Linked DNA regions of Mus musculus: all the other regions are linked to region 1. A link is a loop called in an ENCODE intact Hi-C map of the cell type or tissue named here. Cell type or tissue: left cerebral cortex. All regions are shown on one strand.

The links. Hi-C counts contacts between places; a loop is a spot of excess contacts. Peaks named below come from ENCODE experiments on the same cell type or tissue, not always from the same donor. Only the 100,000 strongest peaks of a DNase experiment are listed, where the experiment ranks them.
Region 2: it touches region 1 in a loop (2.4-fold over the local background); 2 of 42 quality-filtered maps call a loop at or near these places.
Region 3: it touches region 1 in a loop (6-fold over the local background); 2 of 42 quality-filtered maps call a loop at or near these places.

The regions. Positions count from the first base shown.
Region 1 is chr14:12,823,643-12,826,142 of GRCm38, forward strand. No RefSeq gene overlaps it. Among named protein-coding and RNA genes, the nearest start is that of Cadps, 1.8 kb to the left of the region's middle. In left cerebral cortex, a CTCF peak has its summit at 1,303; a DNase peak (open chromatin) is centred at 121; H3K4me3 peaks cover 105 bases; H3K27ac peaks cover 238 bases.
Region 2 is chr14:12,680,138-12,682,637 of GRCm38, forward strand. The region is part of intron 3 of Cadps (Ca2+-dependent secretion activator); the gene reads right to left. Among named protein-coding and RNA genes, the nearest start is that of Cadps, 140 kb to the right of the region's middle. In left cerebral cortex, a CTCF peak has its summit at 1,521; a DNase peak (open chromatin) is centred at 1,204; H3K27ac peaks cover 957 bases.
Region 3 is chr14:12,999,160-13,001,659 of GRCm38, forward strand. No RefSeq gene overlaps it. Among named protein-coding and RNA genes, the nearest start is that of Cadps, 180 kb to the left of the region's middle. In left cerebral cortex, no CTCF peak of the experiment used is centred here; DNase peaks (open chromatin) are centred at 1,514 and 2,187; H3K27ac peaks cover 1,250 bases.

The sequences.
Region 1 (2,500 bases):
CTATTTAAGTAGAAATCAAACGTCCCCAACTCCAAGTCAGTGAAGCTTTTTTCAGTCTCTAGAAGTCCGTGTATTTTCTGCTGAACCTTGCCAGGTTTCTGGCTGTTCAGCCCTTCCTTCCTCCATGAAGATCTGAGGGAAGGAACAGGAACCACACACACCAAATCAGACACCCCCCAAACTCGGCAGCAGCAATTTCGAATTTACTGTCTCTGTTACACTGTCTTTACTTTGAGTTGTGGAATTGTCATTATTAATATAAATGATGTCATTATTAATACAGATGATGCCTTTATTCTGGAATCCTTCCTTTCTTAAGCCAACAGGGACCAGAAGGCACGGGGGAGCTGGCCAGCGTGCTGAACCTAACCAGAGAATTTAGATGCATCAGAAAACCAGTTAAAGACCTAGTCTTCAGCTTGTATGCTCGCATATTTTCTAATTCCCTTATCAGCTGCTTTTTATAAATGAGTAGCATGACTTTAAATTTTAAATAACAACTGTTGTTCTGTGTTTTACAATCTACCACGAGTTTTACTATAAGCTTTCTGGTAAACCTGATTAAATATGTGAATGAACTCAAAGCAAAATGTATCTGTACTTCACTCCAAAAATTTCTCTTCATTTTTTGAATTAAGTAATATATTCACTGCTAGTATTTGGTTTTTATCATACATAAAAGATAAAGCTTTTATGGCCTTTATTTTTTAATGGCCCACTTTTTAAAATTCATTTAACATTTTAAAATTGAACAGTGTGAAAACTTTGACAGTCTACCAGTTCTATTAAACTCTTCTGAGGAAATAAAACATGTTTACCAGTTTGTCTGGAGCAGAAAACTATGGTAATCCAGTCAGTGGATCAACAGCTGTTAGTAAGCTTTTTGTTGTTGTTGTTGTTGTTTTGGTTTTTTTTTTGTTTTTTGGTTTTTGGTTTTTGGTTGTTTTTTTTTTTTTTTGTTAATGAACTGCTCTAAGTGCTTCTGGACATGGAACATTCAGAAGATTCTCACAAGAGTATATTCTCCTTTGGGAGACACAAAGAAGTGCGGCACGTTTATTTCGAACATAATGTCAACAAATCTAGGTTTGTAAATGGAAAAAGGTTCTCATGAATAAAGCAAATTGGGATATAGTGAACTATATTATCAAATAAGAGAATGAAACTTTCAAGAGGGAACATGGGGAATGGATATTGTAGGTTGAAGTGGTGACTCAGAGAGATGTAATGACAGGACACAGGAAGAAAAGTACAGAGCTTTGTAGAGCTCCCCTATGGGTGAGTGAAGAGGACAAAGAAAGCTGGATTATAATGCATTTGACCATACAGAGAGACTGCGCTTAGCATATAAAGAGGTTGTTTAGGGAGAAGGAACTAATTTGAGGAAAGTGTGCTAAGACCAGACAGAGATCATTAATTGATCAAATATGTTCCCTGTAACAGTTTGTACATTTAATTATTACACAGTGAAGACAGTGATGTGAATTCTGTCTGTATATCTATTTACACTTCATGAAATGATGTAATAAGATTTTGCTTGGTTTTATACTTTTGCAGATTTTGGGGGATTGTTATTTATTCCAAATAGTCCTTAATGTAGAAATGCAATATCCACCTTTTATTAAAGATAGAAATCTACAGTTTAGATAGTGTCTTAGTTAGGGTTTTACTGCTGTGAAGAGATATCATGACCAAGACAACTTATACAAAGGAAAACCCTGAAATGGGACTGACTTACAAGTTCTGTGATTCAGATCATTATCATCATGGCAGGAAGCATGGCAGTGTCCAGCTAGGCAGGCATGGTGAGAGAGGAGCTGAGAGTTCTGTATTTTGTTCTTAAGGCAAACAGAAGAAACTAGCTCATGGGCAGCTAGGAGGAGGGTCTCAAAGCCCACCCCACAGTGACACACTTCTTCCAACAAGGCCACAACTACTCCAACAAGGCCATACCTCTTAATAGTGCCACACCCTGGGCCAAGCATATTCAAACTACCACCTGGCTCCCATAGGATTGTTCAAACATATAGTGGGACATAGCTAGCTATAGCATAATGCAAAAATATATTTGGATCAAATTCAAAAGTCCCACAATCTATAGCAGTCTCAATAATGTTAAAAATACAATGTTCAAAGTCTTTTCTAAGAGTCTTCCAATCATTTAACTGTAATCCTCTAAAAATCAAAATCAGAAATCAGATAGCATGCTTCCATTATCATAGGCTATACACTATCATTCAAAACTTCCTAGTAAGTAAATTCTGGACCAAACAAGACGGAAAAGCAGCTGGGCAAACTCCAAATTTTGCATCTCCATATCTGATATCTCATATCTGATATCTTCATATCTTCAACTCCTTTCATCTTTGTTGACTGCAACAAACGTTTTATTTTTGGACTGTTTCCACTCCCTGTTAGCAGCTTTCCTCAACAGGTATCCCACAGCTCTGATATCTCTAGCATCTTAGGGTATCCAAAGTAACTTCAACATTACACCTTC
Region 2 (2,500 bases), 140 kb before region 1:
TTTGAGCCTTAACAGTGCTGATTGGCTTAGAAGTAGGGTTGTCTAAATCTTTGCTGAGAGGGTGAGGAAAGGGCTGTCCCCTACTCTGTGCTGTGCTTATATTTCACAGCATCTTGGACGTTAGCTTCTTTTATTTCTGTACTTCATGGAATCGAAAACTGGCATGTCAAAATTGTCCCCAGCCAATAGCCCCAGGTCTAGAAGTTGCTCTCACTCATCCTTGAGGACCTAACATCATACTGGGCTGTGAACATGCCAATGGGGCAGAAAGCAGAGGTAGCTGGGGCCTCATGGGAACTCATAGTTTGCAGAGGAAAACAAAAGTGACCAATACAATTTTGCATGGAATTTCCAATCCATACAGTCAAAACAAAATGTACTGTACCTCTTCTCTGGTCAGAAGTATTTTTGGATATAGATTCAAGGAGCAATTCATATGGGCTGTTTATTGTTTTTGTTATGTTTGGGTTTTTTTACACTTAAGTAATTAATCAATTGTGTGAGGAGGTCCTAGGACGCCTTGCAGGTATCACAGCCTCCTACCTCAGTGGGGCCTGGGGATTTAATGGGGACTCTCATGCTTGGTGACAGCTGCTGTAATTAATGGCGCCATTTTACTGGCCCTGAGCTGGGTTTTTATGAGATGTTCCGGGTTTACAAAGAATACCACCAGATTTTTGCAAAACCCCAGTGTAACCAAGCTTAAAATCACCGTAAACTGTGGTATTTTTCCATTACAAGGGACCCCAGAAGAAAATCTCCAGGTTGGCAGAAAGCAGAGGAAAATGACTTGGTGTAGAAGCCTCCTTGGGTGCAAGAGGGCCTGATCAGTTCCCTCAGTGCTAGGCAGTTTTACTCTCCTACAGGGTCATCTATCACATGGCTGTCAGCAGTACTCTGCTTGTCTGGGAATAATGCACTTGGATGTTTATCAAGCCAAACGGGGAAAAAATACACAGAGCCCAAGACAAGGATAAACAGATCCCTCTAAAATTAAACCTGATTTTCATTTCAAACTGGGTCAGTTTGGCTTAGGAATTATTGGGAAGGTGGCTGAGCCACACTGGGGAAGTGAAACCTATGCTAATTGAATTTGCATATGCTGCTTAAAATGCAAGAAGCCTTCTGCTCTGGTCTTGGCAACTCCCTGTACTCTGGCTGGCTTCTTTCCTGTCTAGGTAGACTGTAGCTGGGAGCCTTTGATACCCAGGGACTCCTGAGCTTCAGAACTCCTACAGATTTGCCTAGGGGCCAATATGCAGGGGAGGGGAGAGGAGAGTACTGGGTAGAAGGTAGTATGGATGAATCAGTCTCCTGTGGCTACCTCAGTGTGGGCATCACTGTGGATTTCTGTGAGGTGGGAGGAACTGCACATCTTTAACCTTGCTCTGTGTGTGCTTAGGGCACGTGCTCAGACTTCCTATTGGGCAAGAAAGAAACATGGAGATGCTGCAGCAGAGCCTGAGTCATGACTCACCAGCCTCTGCCATCCCTCCAGTCACCACTAGCCCTCTGGGGACCATCCTCTCTGTTTCTAACCTTCACAGATATATCCAGTGGCTTATTCTAGTGGCCCTCATGCCTGCCTTCATTCTCCCAAAGAATATAGGTATTCATATTTGGACACCACTGCAATTTGAAGCTTTTATAGTGAAGAAATAATATTTTTAAAGCTGGGCATATTGACACATAACTATAATCCTATCACTCAGGAGGCAGGAGGATTGTGAATTTGAGGTTGGCCTGGGCTCTACAGGGAGCTTGAGGTCAGCTGGAGCTAAATGCAAAAGCTGTCTCAATAAATAGAAATAAACAAATATGTAAACTAATTAATTTAAAACAAGTACGTAGATGAAAACATATTTGTACATTTTCTTGTGTCTGTTGAAGACATAAAATATCCCTAGTATTTATGAGCCCTAATTTATATAGAGTGTTTCTATAAGGAACATTATTTCATAAAAAAAGACATTTAATGTTGAAAACTAGGAAAAGAATAGTTTTCAAATAAGAAAACATTCTCTAAGTATATGGGATGATATAACACACACACACACACACACAGAGAGAGAGAGAGAGAGAGAGAGAGACAGAGACAGAGAGACAGAGAGACAGAGGGAGACAAAATGACAGAGAGTGACGTAGACAGAGAGGCAAACAAAGAGACACAGAGACAAAGAGAGAAAGAGAGGCACTGAGGCAGAGACACACAGTCAGAGACAGAAAAACAGGGACACATAAAAAAAGACAGAGACACAGAGAGAGACTTTATTCCTCTCATTTTAAACAGATTATTGACAGTTGAAAGTTCTGCTAAGATCTGTTTCCAGTACAAGGTCCCACTTGCCAGACCCATCTCCTTGCTCATTTGCTTGACTTTTATGTCTCTTTCTATACAAAACCCATAGGTAACACTTTCCTAAGGGTACACCTATCATAGCTCATGCTTGCTCCGCTGCCCTGGGTGAGGAACACAGAACCCTGAGGACAACAGAGAAGC
Region 3 (2,500 bases), 180 kb after region 1:
ATTATGGTTAGTACGAGTTGCTGGTTATCTCTGAGTCTCTAACCTAGGTGCTTAACTTGAAGGTAGCTGAGCCTGTGTAGGTGTTAGAGTAACTGACGGGAAGCTCTTATGTGGATATATTGTCAAGACAGTACTAATTATCTGAGAGGGATCTAGAGACCATTCTTCCAGAGAATAACCCTGAGAATCTGAACACTGAAAAAGTGGTATAATATGAGTGGTATACTGTGGGTTACCTGAATGTTCACATGTATTTTTCCATGGGACTATTCGAGTACAGAGGGTACTGTCATTGTCTAGCATACATAAGATGAAAAGCAATCTCCAAACAAGCAACAGGTGTTTACTGGAAAAGTTCCAACCAATACATATTCCCAGGCCATTCCAAACTTACCAAATGCACTCTTCAACAGAGCAGGAGCAGCCCAGGTGAAGCTCTGCTCCTCTAGGTATGATTGATGATTGCTGAGGGCTGAGAGTTACTGGTTACCATTGCATGAGGGAATAGAACTCAGACGATCTGTGTGCTCTTTTGCCTAACGTAGAGCAGTTAGCTAGTTAGAGGGGCATGTGGCTGCTAACTCACTCTCTAGTATAGATGCAGATCCAGAGCTACTTTTCTATGGAGTATCTCATCTCAAATGCACCTTATTTCTTTTCTACTTTTATTTATTTATTTATTTAGTGTGTGTGTGTGTGTGTGTGTGTGTGTGTGTTGCCTAGACTGGAACCCAAGACCACAGGCTTGTCATGCAAATATCTTAGCTCTGAGCTACACCCCTAGCCTCAGTTCTGCCTGGCCTTGTCAATTCTCCATGACCAACAATGACCACTTCTTTAAGGAAAACTCAACCATCATTTGCTCCTAACACAAACACTGAAATAACTTGAAAATGTGCTATTTTGACTTCAATTTAGAAGGGTAAAGATCACAATATCTCATTGCAATCGTGAGCCTAAAATAAGAAACAAAACAAAAAGGCTAAATCTCACTTTTTCCTGGTTACTTGGATATCAGGCAATTATCACATGATTACTTGGGCTGGTAATGAAATTAAGATAAAGTTTCATCAAAATAGCATATGTAATTTTGCAGCCGAAACAGAACTGGTGTAAATATGAGCAGATGTGTCTGCCTCTTTTGGATTTATAAATACAGAAACATTGTTCCCATTTCTGGTAATAATTATTCTTTACTTTGGATGTAGAAAGAGTGTGGCTCAGAGTTCTGGAGATGACAGGAACAGTGGGAAGTCACAGCCAGGAAGATTATACATTCCCCATGGCTCCTGGGCAGGTGGTCTTAACCTGAGAGATGCACTGTTTCTGACAGCAGTTACAAACTCCAGGGATTTAAGATACCGTGGTAACATACATGTCAAGGTCAACACGCAAATGTTCTTAGGCAGGTAACATACTGCTCTTTCTTTGGTAGGACAAAAAGCATTCTGGAATGATGCCATGTATCAGTGGATAAGTACTGGCAGGACAAGCATAAGTATCTGAGTTTGAACTGCCAGAACCCATGCACAGCAGGTACAGCCACATATATCTGCAACTACAATGATCCTACAGTGAGATAGGAGGAGGTAAAGAGAGAATTCCAGAAGTGTGCAAACCAGCTACCAGGAAACATGAAGCCCTGGACAATAAGAGATTCTATCTCAAACAAGCTGGAAAGTGAAGACAGTCACTTAAGTTGACATCTGACATCTATATGTTCTATGTTTTGCATACAAAATTCAACCTGACTCCTGGCTCCAACTCTGTTTTACATACAAGGGAGCTATGTACAGGACAAATGACTTATCAAAGATCATGTTCTGCCTTTTCCTTGCCAGAACAGTGTTTCTTTGCCTAGCAGTGCTAACTGGCTATTGTCATGAGCCTTTTGCTCTCTATCAGGAGAAAGCAAGGCAAAGGAAGACTGTAAAGATCTCCTTTCTGGAGCTAGCAGTCTGAGATGCTGACTCTGGGGCTTTTAGCCATGGTGAAGAGCCCAGGTTCAGGATGTCCCTGGTGACACTTCCCTTCTCTGTGCCCTGCTTGTCAGTCACACTTGCTGCAGGGATGCGGGTGTCATGGTGTGGCTGGTTGGTAAAAGTGGAAGCCCAAAGCAGAGAACCCCACTTCTGCAGGCTCACCATCACCCACACACAACCCACACCCTCTGGAGCCTCCCTCTTCTCCCTCTTGAACATGAGTTTGGCAGGAGACCAGAGCAGCTGAGTCACCTTAGGAAGGAGTTTTTCTTACCACATCTACTAGTGGAAAAATACTCAGAACTCCAAGCAGTCCTAAGCACCACAGTGGAGCAATAGAGTGCTATACTAGCAGGTGCTTCTGTATTTCAATACCTCAAACAAACATGTGTCCTGCCCTGGGCTCTGAGTGAGGGCAGTTAAGTTATGGTAGAATAGAGCTACCACAGGCTGCAAAGAATGAACACATGTACTTGGAATTCACCCTTGTCTTTCCCAAGAACCATGTTTTATCAGCT